Regions from separate parts of the Homo sapiens genome. Here region 1 is linked to region 2. Evidence: chromatin contacts called from ENCODE Hi-C or POLR2A ChIA-PET data. All regions are on one chromosome and are shown on one strand. The core of a region is the stretch at or near the end of the contact, and the rest is flanking DNA. Distances in the headings are between cores, read along the strand shown. Region 1 has its middle 50 kb from the start of ZNF469. Region 2 holds the start of BANP (BTG3 associated nuclear protein).

Region 1 (5,804 bases), core at 719-3,218, 380 kb after region 2:
AGGCCCTTCCTAGCATTTCTGCTGTGTGTACTGTCGGATACGGTCCTGGAAGTGGACTCCACGTTGCCGTGATGATGTGTGGGGCATTGGTGCCATAGCCACGCCTTCTGAAAAGTCATGCCCATTCAGGCTCCTACCCTGAGAGCGGAGTGGGTTTGCTTCTCCACACCGTCCTTAGCACGCATATTCCCAGTGGTTCTCATGCGTGAGCAACAGTCACAAAACAATGACGTGTTGTGGTTTTCCTGGCATGTCTTTGGTTCTCACTGGCCCAGACTGTGGCCTCCGCTTCATGGACAGAGGGACTAAGAAAGAAGCTTGTGTCTGGCTTGCCACGTGTAGAGGCAGAGGCATGGCCCACACCCCTGCCTCAGTCAGCACAGGAGGTGAGAGACTTCTGCCCCCAGGGAAAGGAGAAGTTTTCTCTCCTGGCCCTCCCATGATCTCTCCTGCTGAGGCTGCACACTGAGTGACAGGCCAGCCACTGCCGCATGCTACCTGTTTGCCACTCTGTGACCTTGGGCTTGCCCCTTCAGTCCTATGAGCCTCATCCACAAAAATGGAGACACATTCCCTGTGCAGCAAATGGTTTGTGCAGACTGAGAACATGTCTGCAAAAGCACCTGGCATGCAGCAAGTGCTCACTAAACACTGAGCAGCTGCATCATCATTGTCATAGTCATCACCATCGCCACCACCATCACCATCACCACCATCGTCACCATCACCATCGCCATCACTATTACCACCATCATCACCATCATCACCATCACAACCATCACGACCACCACCACCATCACCACTATCACCATTGTCACCATCGCCACCACCATCACCATCGTCACCATCACCATCACCATCACTATTACCATCATCACCATCATTACCATCACCACCGTCGTCACCATCACCACCACCATCACAACCGTCACCACCACCACCATCACCACCATCACCATCGTCACCATCACCATCACCTTCATAGTCATCATCATCACCATCACCACCATCACCATCATTATCATCATTGTTACCATGACCATCACCACCATCATCCTCCTCACCACCATCATCACCATCATCATCATCATATCACCATCACCATCACTACCATCGTCATCACCATCACCACCACCAACACCACCATCATAACCATCATAATCACCACCATCATCACTACCACCATCATCACCATCATCATCACTATTGTTATCACCACCACCATCATCCTCATCACTACCATCACTATCATCACCATCACCACCATCGTCATCACCATCACCACCACCACCACCACCACCATCACCACTATCATCACCACCATCATCATCATCACTATTGTTACCACCGCCATCATCATCACCACCATCATCATCTTCATCACCACCATCACTATTATCACCATCATCACCACCATCATCATCACCATCGTCACCATCACCATCACCACTATCATCACCACCATCATCATCATCACTATTGTTACCACCGCCATCATCATCACCACCATCATCATTCTCATCACCACCATCACTATCATCACCATCATCACCACCATCACCATTGTTGTCATCATTATTCATTTTTCCTTTTCTGGAGACACCCATGAGTCCTGGAAGCTCAGGATGCAGGCTTTAGGAGTAGCCCCCTCCTCATTCACAGGAATATGAAGGCCTGGCATGGCAGTGACTTGCCCAAGGCCACTGTGCCAAGAGCAGAGCTGGGTTTGACCCTCTGTCTCCGCATGGCCCTTGGCAGCCCCCGAGTCCCCTTTGGCAGATAGCTTTCCTCACAGCCCTGAGGACAGGCATGATGGGACAGGGAGTCTCTCTCCACCCCCTCCTTGGTGTTTAGTTGACATCAGTAAAGCCACCGAAGGAATCTTTCAGAAATAAACAAAGTTGCATTTTTTGACAGAGGATGGAAAATGACTCATAGGAAATCAGCATTCCAAGTGCACTACCCCATTAGGTATTAAGCGGGTCGGGTTTCGGCACAGCGTCCAAGAATGCTGTGGCTTATTGCAGGAGGATGACACCGTCTGTGTGGGGAGCTGGCGCGGGTGCCTGAGGCCTGGAAGCACCCGTGGGAACCCATGATGTGCCGTCACCGCGTGCCCTGCCCCCTCTGTGCCGGCTCTCCTGGCAGTGCTGAGCACCGCCACGCTTGGGCACAGCCTTGCCGCTGGCCCTGGCCTTGAGCAAGGTCCTTGCAGCATCACTGGATGCTGGGTTCTAATTTGGCTCTGAATCTGACTTGCAGGTTTGGGCCATTCCAGAAGAATAAACCTTTCTGTGTGCACCTCTGGCAGGCAGCCACCTGGCATAGGCCATGTGAGGCAGGGAGAGGGAAGGCACCATGAAAATCAACAAAGCAAGTCCTCCCCTAAGGGACTCCAGAACCCGTGGGTTGAGATGGGCAGGATGGGGGAGGGGGGGCTGCTGGGAACAGGGTGAGGGCCCCCAGCACCACTGCTCAGGCCGGCTCTCACAGCCTGCAAACCCTTCCCACAAGACTCCACACAAGCAGCCTCTGCAGCCAGCCTCCTCACCGTTTCACAGACGAGAAGACCAAGGCCCCGGGTTGCCCCTTGAGTCTGGGCACTGGAGACCCAGTCATGCTGCTTTCCAGCCCATGACCTTCCCACCCCCCTGTCAGAGCCACCGAGCTGTGTCCCCAGGAGCCACGTCCCTGCCCAGCCTCTGTGGCACCCAGAGGTGCACTCTGGCACCAGGACACACCCCGTGGGTCCTTGTGCTGCTGCTCATTGGTGATTTGGCGGTAAACCTTAGAGGGAGGAGGCCTGCTGGGATCATGTGCCCACTGCCCATGCTGTGGCCTCTGTGGGCAAAGCGAGTGTCCCCACATCCACCGTCCATCCGTGAGTCCCCTGCTTGATGCTTCCTGAGAGCCTCCACCCACCCAGAGGGAAACCAGGTGTGGTCTCCAAGCCGGTGGGTACGGCCAGGGGAGAGAAGGCTCCGGACTTGCTGAGTCACGGAAGAGGGGCCCATGGGTGGAGAAGGCTCGGACTTGCTGAGTCACGGAAGAGGGGCCCATGGGTGGAGAAGGCTCGGACTTGCTGAGTCACGGAAGAGGGGCCCATGGGTGGAGAAGGCTCGGACTTGCTGAGTCACGGAAGAGGGGCCCATGGGTGGAGAAGGCTCGGACTTGCTGAGTCACGGAAGAGGGGCCCATGGGTGGAGAAGGCTCGGACTTGCTGAGTCACGGAAGAGGGGCCCATGGGTGGAGAAGGCTCGGACTTGCTGAGTCATGGAAGAGGGGCCCACGGGTGACTGAGCGACAGTTACAACTTGGAGACATTTCCTTCCAGCAAAGATGCAAAGGTGGGGCATGAAGGCAGGAGCACGGAAGTCTTTGCATGTGTGGCCGGGGCTGCCTGCCCAGGGAAGGCATTTTCATTCTTCCCACGGATGCGGGCCCGCGAGGTGGGGCTGGTAGTAAAGATCCCGAGGAGAATAAAAACACACCAAGAACCGGAGCACTTCACACACTTGAGCAAGGGAGAGTGACGGCTGCGTGGCAGGGGGTGGGGGGGACGTGGGGGCAGTTGCAGTGTGTGTGTGTGTGTTTGTGTGTCTGTGTGTGTGTTTTTGTGCATCTGTGTGTGTCTGTGTGTGTCTACATGTGTATGTGTTTGTGTGTCTGCATGTGTGTCTGTGTGCATCTGTGTGTATCTGTGTGTGTCTGTGTCTATGTGTTTGTGTGTGTGTGTCTGTGTGTGCATGTGTGTCTCTGTGTGTCTGTGTCTGTGTGTGTCTGTGTGTGTGTGTCTATGTGCATGTGTATGTCTGTGTCTGTGTGTCTGTGTCTGTGTGTGTGCCCAAGGGAGGCAGGCGTGAAGCTAAGGAAGTCTTGCTCTGTGTTACAAATGTCACTCCCTTTCCTAAGAGACCAAAGAGTTAAGAAATTTTTCAGGTTTGTTGAGATGCTGGACTAAGCTGGACTAAGCCTCCTGTGAATGCCCCCTTTGAAAAAAATTCTGGGGATGGATGGTAAAAAACAACAACAACAATCTTACCTGAAACGCTCGGGACCAGAAGTGTTTTGGTTTTGATTTTTGTCACATTTGGGAATGTTTGCCTTACGCTGACCAGTTGAGCATCCCTGACCCAGCATCTGAAATCAGACATGCTCCAGGGAGCATTTCCCAAGAGCATCATGTCAGAGCTCAAACAATTTTGGGTTCTGGGGCATTTTGGGTTAGGGATACTCAACCTGTATGACCCAGGGTGTGCACACATCACAGAGCCGGGAGTGATTCATCTGTCCCAGAAGGTTCAAAAGGTCAAACTGTGACCAATTCATGTCCACCTGGAGCCGATGACTGTGGCCTTATTTCATATAAGGGTGTCGGCAGATATGATTGCACTAAAGATCTCAAGATGAGGTTGTCCTGGACCAGGGTGGGGCCTAAATCCTATGAAAGCGTCATAAGGAAAAGGGAGCCTGAGATGGGAAGATGCCGACGGGAGGACACACATGTGATGGATACAGATGAGGGAGCCGTGTGGGAAGATGCCGACGGGAGGACACATGTGACAGAGACGGACGTGGGAGCCGTGAAGGAAGATGCCGACGGAACGACACATGTGTGACAGAGATGGATGTGGGAGCCGTGAAGGAAGATGCCAACGGAAGGACACATGTGTGATGGAGATGGAGGGGGAGCCGTGTGGGAAGATGCCAACGGGAGGACACATGTGTGATGGAGACGGACAGGGGAGCCATGCAGCCACTGGGCACAGGAAGAGGCAGGGAGGACCCACCAGAGCCTTTGGAGGGAGCACAGCCCTGCGCATGCCTTGATCTGGGACTCGCAGTCTCCGGGGCTGTGAGAGGATGAACGTCTGTTGCCCTAAGCTGCTAGGTTTGCCAGGAAACCAGGCCAGGCTCTCCACCACCCCAAAACTCAGAGCTTAACTGTAGGGTCAGATGCAGGCCAGGCTCTCCACCACCCCAAAACTCAGAGCTTAACTCCCTGGTTAGTACATATCTGGATGCACGTCAGGAATGCAGGCAGGGCTGGATGCACTTCCGCTCCACATGGTGTGGATGAGGGCCACTCCGGGGTGCTCTGTGGGCAGCTGGGCTGGTCAAAAACTTCCAGGGCGGCCTTACTTCTGCAGCTGGTGCCATGGCGAGACAGCTGGAACGTCCCCACAGGGCCACTCTGGCACGGGGTCTCAGGGTGGCCAGGCCCCCTCCTCGGCCCCTCAGGGCTCCCAAAGTGAGTGTCTGGAGGGGCCTCTGATGACCCAGCCACAGGGCCTCACTTTGGCCACACTCCACTGTTCAGGCATTGCCAAGTCCAGGCAGATGCCTGGGAGGGGAATTAGCTCTGCCTCCTGATGGGAGGAGAAATGAGAGCCTCGATAAGCATCGAATCAATGAAAGAAAGAAACTCACATGGAGGCATTGACGCAGCAACACCATGCATGTTCATCCTTCACGTGAGACACTAACATGCCAATACCACGCACATTCGTCCTTCACGTGAGACACTGATGCGCCAATACCACACATGTTCATCCTTCATGTGAGACACTGATGTGCCAATACCACACACATTCATCCTTCACGTGAGGCACTAACATGCCAATACCATGCACGTTCATCCTTCTCGTGAGACACTAACATGCCAATGCCACGCATGTTCATCCTTCATGTGAGACACTGATGCACCAATACCACACATGTTCATCCTTCATGTGAGACAGTGATGCGCCAATACCACACACGTTCATCCTTCACATGAGACACTAACATGCCAACACCACACA
Region 2 (5,339 bases), core at 1,392-3,891:
GAGACCTCTGACTCTACAAAAAATAAAAAAAAATCAGGCAATGGTGGTGGTGCATGCCTGCAGTCCCAGCTACTCTGGAGGCTCAAGCGAGAAGATCACTTAAGCCCGAGAGGTAGAGGCTGCAGTGAGCTCTGATTGTACCATCGCACTCCAGCCTGGATGGCAGAGCAAGACCCTGATGCAAACAAAACAAAACAAAACAAAACAAAACAAAACAAAACAAAACAAAACAATCACTAACTGCAGCACAATCATAGTTTTGATTGGCTTAATTTCTGATAATGCCTAGTCAGCAGTGGCCTTCAACAAACCTCACTGTAGCTTGTTGGATGGTCACAGATGGATTCACCTTTGCCCACAAGTTCCTCCTCTTGTCCACTCACACCTGTTCATGACGCCGAGCCCAGCATTGCACAAGGCCTGGGGATAGGGGAAGTGCAGCTCCAGACACGGACTTGGGAATGTTTTGAAACAACAGGAACGACATCACCCTAGGTTTGTGTTTTCAAGCCAGATATTCCGGCGTGGATGCTAAGAATTCTTACATGGGCAAGTATTAATATTTGAATGCAGCCGTGATTGAGGTGGAGGTGGAGACAAAAGGCGTGCGTCCCTAGAACATGTTTTGTCCCCACTGCCGGAGGGAATATTCTGTGTCAGCTATCGCACGCACCCTTTCCCTCCATGTGAGTGGACTCCACACTCTAAGCAAGGCGCTCTGGACTGCAAACTCAGCTTGTGCCTCTCTCCAGCCCTGTGGCCTCGCTGGACAATTTTTCTAATCTCTTTGGAGCTGATCTTCATGTTGAAAAAGGACAAGTCCCATCTTCAGATCAACACCTGTCCCAGCGCTGCCATTTTGCCAAGGCTCCTCCTTGGAGTGTTTGTAAGGCACTTTTGCCACGAAGTAACCCAGCCACCAGCCTCAGTGGAACCTCCAAGCCTAATTCTGGAGGAGACTTTAACTCGGTAAGGTTGCCCAAGGTCGCATAGCCCATGACTGCGCTGAATCCTGTTTTTATTATTGGCAAAAGGGAGTTGGGCAGGAAATTCAAGGTAAAGCATTTTGTTTTTCTTTCTTTCTTTTTTTTTTTTTTTTTCTTGAGACGGAGTCTCGTTCTGCTGCCCAGGCTGGAGTCCAGTGGCGCCATCTCGGCTCACTGCAAGCTCCGCCTCCCGGGTTCACGCCATTCTCCCGCCTCAGCCTCCCGAGTAGCTGGGACTACAGGCGCCTGCCACCGCGCCGGGCTAATTTTTTGTATTTTTAGTAGAGACGGGGTTTCACCGTGTTAGCCAGGATGGTCTCGATCTCCTGACCTCGTGATCCACCCGCCTCGGCCTCCCAAAGTGCTGGGATTACAGGCGTGAGCCGCCGCGCCCGGCCAGCATTTTCTTTTTCCCAGTGAAAATAGCTGCCTCGCCCTGTGTTTGGGAGCTCAAAGGCATTCTTGCTCATTGCAAATAATTGAGGAAACAGAGGCGAGTATAAAGAAGAAAATGAAAGGCAAGGTAATCCTAGATTAGCAGAGGGAGATAACCAGGAATGACATTTCTGGGAACTGCGCTATGGTTTGGGAATTTTTTCCTGTGATTACCCACAAACGCACATTTGCACATTTATTCTACGTGTGCACATTCACGTCATCACTTTTTTTTTTTTTGAGACAGAGTCTCGCTCTGTCGCCAGGCTGGAGTGCAGTGGCGCGATCTCGGCTCACTGCAACCTCTGACTCGCGGGCTCAAGCGATTCTCCTGCCTCAGCCTCCCGAGTAGTTGGGATTACAAGGCGCCCGCCACCACGCCCGGCATAATTTTGTATTTTTAGTAGAGACAGGGTTTCGCCATGTTGGCCAGGCTGGTCGCGAACCCTTTACCTCAGGTGTTCCGCCCGCCTTGGCCTCCCACAGGGCTGAGATTACAGGCGTGATCCACCGTGCCCGGCCGCCATCACTTATTTATATTATGTGTTACCTATAGGACTTATCTAAGACCATAATCACTGCCGCGTGTGCTAAGTCCCGCGCGCGTGCACTCAGGCCCCTCTGGATAGACACTGGGGACCCCTGACCACTTATGTCAGGGAAAACGCCACCAAGCGCTCCGGAACCTCAGGGCAGGACCCGCCGCAGCAGCAGGTAGGACCCGCTGGGGGCGCACAGCCCACCTGAGACATCGTAACTACAAGTCCCAGCAACCCTTGGTGCGGGGACAGGACGGGCCACCGGAGTCCGGAGAGACTACAAGTCCCGGCAGGCATGGCCCAGACGCAGGGACTACGAGTCCCCGAATGCATGGCTCCCAGCTTGCGCAGGGCACCCTGGGAGGTGTAGTAGTTGAGGGAGCTAATGCGTATTCATTCCGTCTCAAAGAAGATGCAAATTCCTCAGACCGTCCACTGAGGTGATTGTTCTCACGCAGGCCATGGGCGTGGGCGAAAAACGGGGGGAAAAAAGCCCTGGGAAGCCGGTACCGTCGCGGAAGAAGGCCGCCTGCGCATGCTCACCAGGAGGCCGAGCGGGAAAAGCGCGCGCAGCTGGCCTCACTGCCACAGGGGTGCCCCGCCCCCGGGCCCGCGCGCCCAGTGAGCCTGCGCGGAGGGCGGGGGCCGAGCGTCGCGGGGAGGGGCTCGCGGCGCCTGCGCAGAGCGGCGGCTTCTCTCGCGAGGACGGACGCCATTATCGCATCTCCCCGACAAACACCACGAGAATTCCGCAGCCCACACGGTAATTGCAGCTCCCGCAGCCGGTCGCGCCTCCGCCTCCCCCTTCCCGCGGGGCGAGAGCGAGAGCGAGATCTCCCTCCTCCCTCCTCCTCCCGCCCGCCGGGCCGCCCGCGCCGCAGCCCCGCCGCCGCCAACCGCCCGGGCCGGGCGATCGCCCCCCGGGCCCCGCTCCCCGTCCCCGGCCGCGCCCCGGAAGAGGGGCTCCCGCTTCCTCGCTTCCGCACCCCCGGCCCCACCGCGCCCGGCGTCCGTTGAGCCGCGGCTGCCGCAGCCCGGCCCGGGGGCCTCGCGCTCCCGACCTCTGTCCCGGGCCTCGCCCCGCGGGAAGGACCCGGAGCCACGGCGGGGAGACTGGAAAGGCCTAGAACCGCGCCCGGGCTCCTCTGGGGCCCGAAGTCTCCCAAGGGGGTCGCTCCTGCCAGCCAGGCGGGAGCGACAGGCATCGTTTTTGTGCCTCCTCCGTGGCTGTGGACCGGAGCCCCATAGCCCAGGACTTGCACACGCAAGGGGCGCTCTCGGGGACCGCAGACCTCGGCGACGACCCCAGCCCGTCCCCCGAGGGGCCCCGATGAACGAGGACCTCGGGGTGCCCCCTCCCCAGCACGTTTGTGCGATTTCTGTGATCTAGTCCTTAAGGAAGGTGGCCGTTTTCTTTTTCCCCCCTAGGATGCAGAAAGTAGATGACATTCCATCCACACTGTGTGAGCAAATTGGAGAGATTGCCTTGATAGAGGACTGATGTTTTTCACTGATGAGATGGTAGGGGTTGTCTTGCTATTGGAGAAATACATCATCCCTGAAGAACTGTGAGCAAGTGGAGCGAGTGTGGGCTTTGAAGGGTAGCGAGCTTGCACCCTGACCGGGGAGGGCCCGGGTCACACAGTTGTTGATGTGGAACAGGTAATTGCCCTGTTTGGAGTTGCCTGTTCTGCCCAGGAATGTACTCCAGGGCCTGATGGCGATGCTGGAACTCGCACTACAGTAAATAATTGATAAGAGGAGGCAGTTGTAGGGTTCACTTTTAGCTGGAAGTTCTTAGGGGACAGAAAAATAACTTGGAGTAGTGAGTGGTTCTGAGTAAGCTCAGGAAACGTCAAATAAAAACTGGATCTGGTCATTTAACACGCAGCTCGCAGATATCCAGTGCTAGAAGAAAACACCAAAACGCGGTAAAATTCTGTATGTGGGTCCACTTCCCGTGTCTGGCGATTAAAATAAGAATATATTCTTGCGATGTTGGATTCTGTCATCATTGGCGTTAATATTTTTATTTTTTTGGAGATAGGGTTTCACTCGGTCCCCGAGACTGGAATGCAGTATCGTGATCTTGGCTCACTGCAGCCTCGGCCTCCCTGGCTCAAGTGATCCTCCCACCGCAGCCTCCTGAGTAGCTCGGACCACAGACGCCACCACCCCGGCTAATTTTTGTATTTTTCGTAGAGAGGGGGTTTCGCCTTGTTGTCCAGCCTGGGGCTTTAATCTTTTTAAAAAAGAGCTTCCATTTGTGATTCCACGCTGCGTGGGGGCAGCTCAACATCTCGGGTGCTTCATCATGACCCAGGAGGCAGAGGCTGCGTCCACTTTATAGATGAGGTGACTAGGCCCGCAGACACTAAGGGACTTGCTCAGATTTACAGAGCCAGGGTTCGAATTCAGTCTGTCTGAAGCCTATGTTCTTAAAAAAAAAAGCCCATATATTTAGTATTTTAATCAATATAATGTATACAATAGGAACGTCAATGAAAGACTTACAATGAAAAGCAATGGTCCCCTGCCCCACCTCTCAGCCCCGTTCTTCAAAGAGGTTTACATCTTGAGTGGTTTCTTTAGGTCATTCTCCACAGCTCTGAGTAAGCTGATCCTTTTTATTTTTTTCTTGAGATAGGATCCCCTGATGTTGCCCAGGCCGTACTCGAACTCCTGAGCTCAAGTGATCCTCAGCCTCCTTAGTAGCCGCTAATACAGGTGTGAGTGACTGCACCTAGCTCTAAGCTGATATTTTGTATTACACAGCCTTGTCTTTCTATTACGATGGGGTGATGGAGCCCTTCTGTCATATCCCAACTCTTCTATCCCCTGGACTGTCTGTGTTAGGCCTATGCAAATACTGTTCTCTTCACGGACAAATTGAGTGTTTCCCTTCCTGTACAGCGTGGATTTTTCTGTTAGTCATGGCTTTTCTCTTGGCACTTTCTGTTCCCATCGACTCCTTACATTGTTTTAAATTCTCAAGGATAGTGTCAGGTCCCCTTTCTCCTTCAGCCCCTGTCCTTCTCATCTGGATGGGTTAGCTTGCACACGAGCCAGCCTGATATTTTCCTTTCTTCTGTAGCTGGGTATGTTCAGGAATGTTTTCATCTTGGCTCTGTTCGTTTCCACAGGAACCTCTGGCAAGTGCTCTTCCTCCTTGTGGAGACCCCTCTCCCTCCCTGAACGCTCTTGGATCTTCTCTTTGGTGTTAATGATGTTTTACCCTTGTGTGTGCTGAGGTGTGTGGATTCCTACGCCGGGGACTCTGACTCTGGTGCTTTGTCCTTCAGCTCTGGGAAGTTCCCTTGTTCTGTCTGAGAAGTTCTTCCTCTCCAGCTCTGCTCTTCTGTCTTAGGAGTTCCTGTTT

What was found. Hi-C counts contacts between places; a loop is a spot of excess contacts on that map. ChIA-PET counts read pairs that join two places held with the same protein, here RNA polymerase II (POLR2A). Pooled maps may share reads with other maps.
Region 1: a map of endothelial cell of umbilical vein shows a loop between it and region 2 (10-fold over the local background). The contact joins the enhancer-like site here to the promoter of BANP in region 2. A Hi-C loop is called at or near these places in 2 of 168 maps with a recorded cell type or tissue (PC-9 and endothelial cell of umbilical vein) and 2 of 50 pooled maps. POLR2A ChIA-PET finds 5 or more read pairs at or near these places in 1 of 52 experiments (PC-9).

Annotation. Positions count from the first base shown.
Region 1 is chr16:88,330,288-88,336,091 of GRCh38, forward strand. It overlaps a transcript of ZNF469 not described here. Among named protein-coding and RNA genes, the nearest start is that of ZNF469, 50 kb to the right of the region's middle. RefSeq lists enhancers at 2,332-3,531, 2,776-3,070. Within about 2 kb of position 1,969, at least 12 of the 41 ENCODE cell types and tissues checked have a DNase peak (open chromatin) inside an H3K27ac peak, as active enhancers do; they include PC-9 and endothelial cell of umbilical vein, where a contact is called at or near this core.
Region 2 is chr16:87,948,793-87,954,131 of GRCh38, forward strand. It overlaps BANP (BTG3 associated nuclear protein), which reads left to right and starts at 2,642. Exons shown (of 14, transcript NM_001386991.1): 1 at 2,642-2,723. RefSeq lists enhancers at 1,998-2,307, 2,567-3,209 and silencers at 2,498-2,797, 2,808-2,927, 2,958-3,017, 3,038-3,137.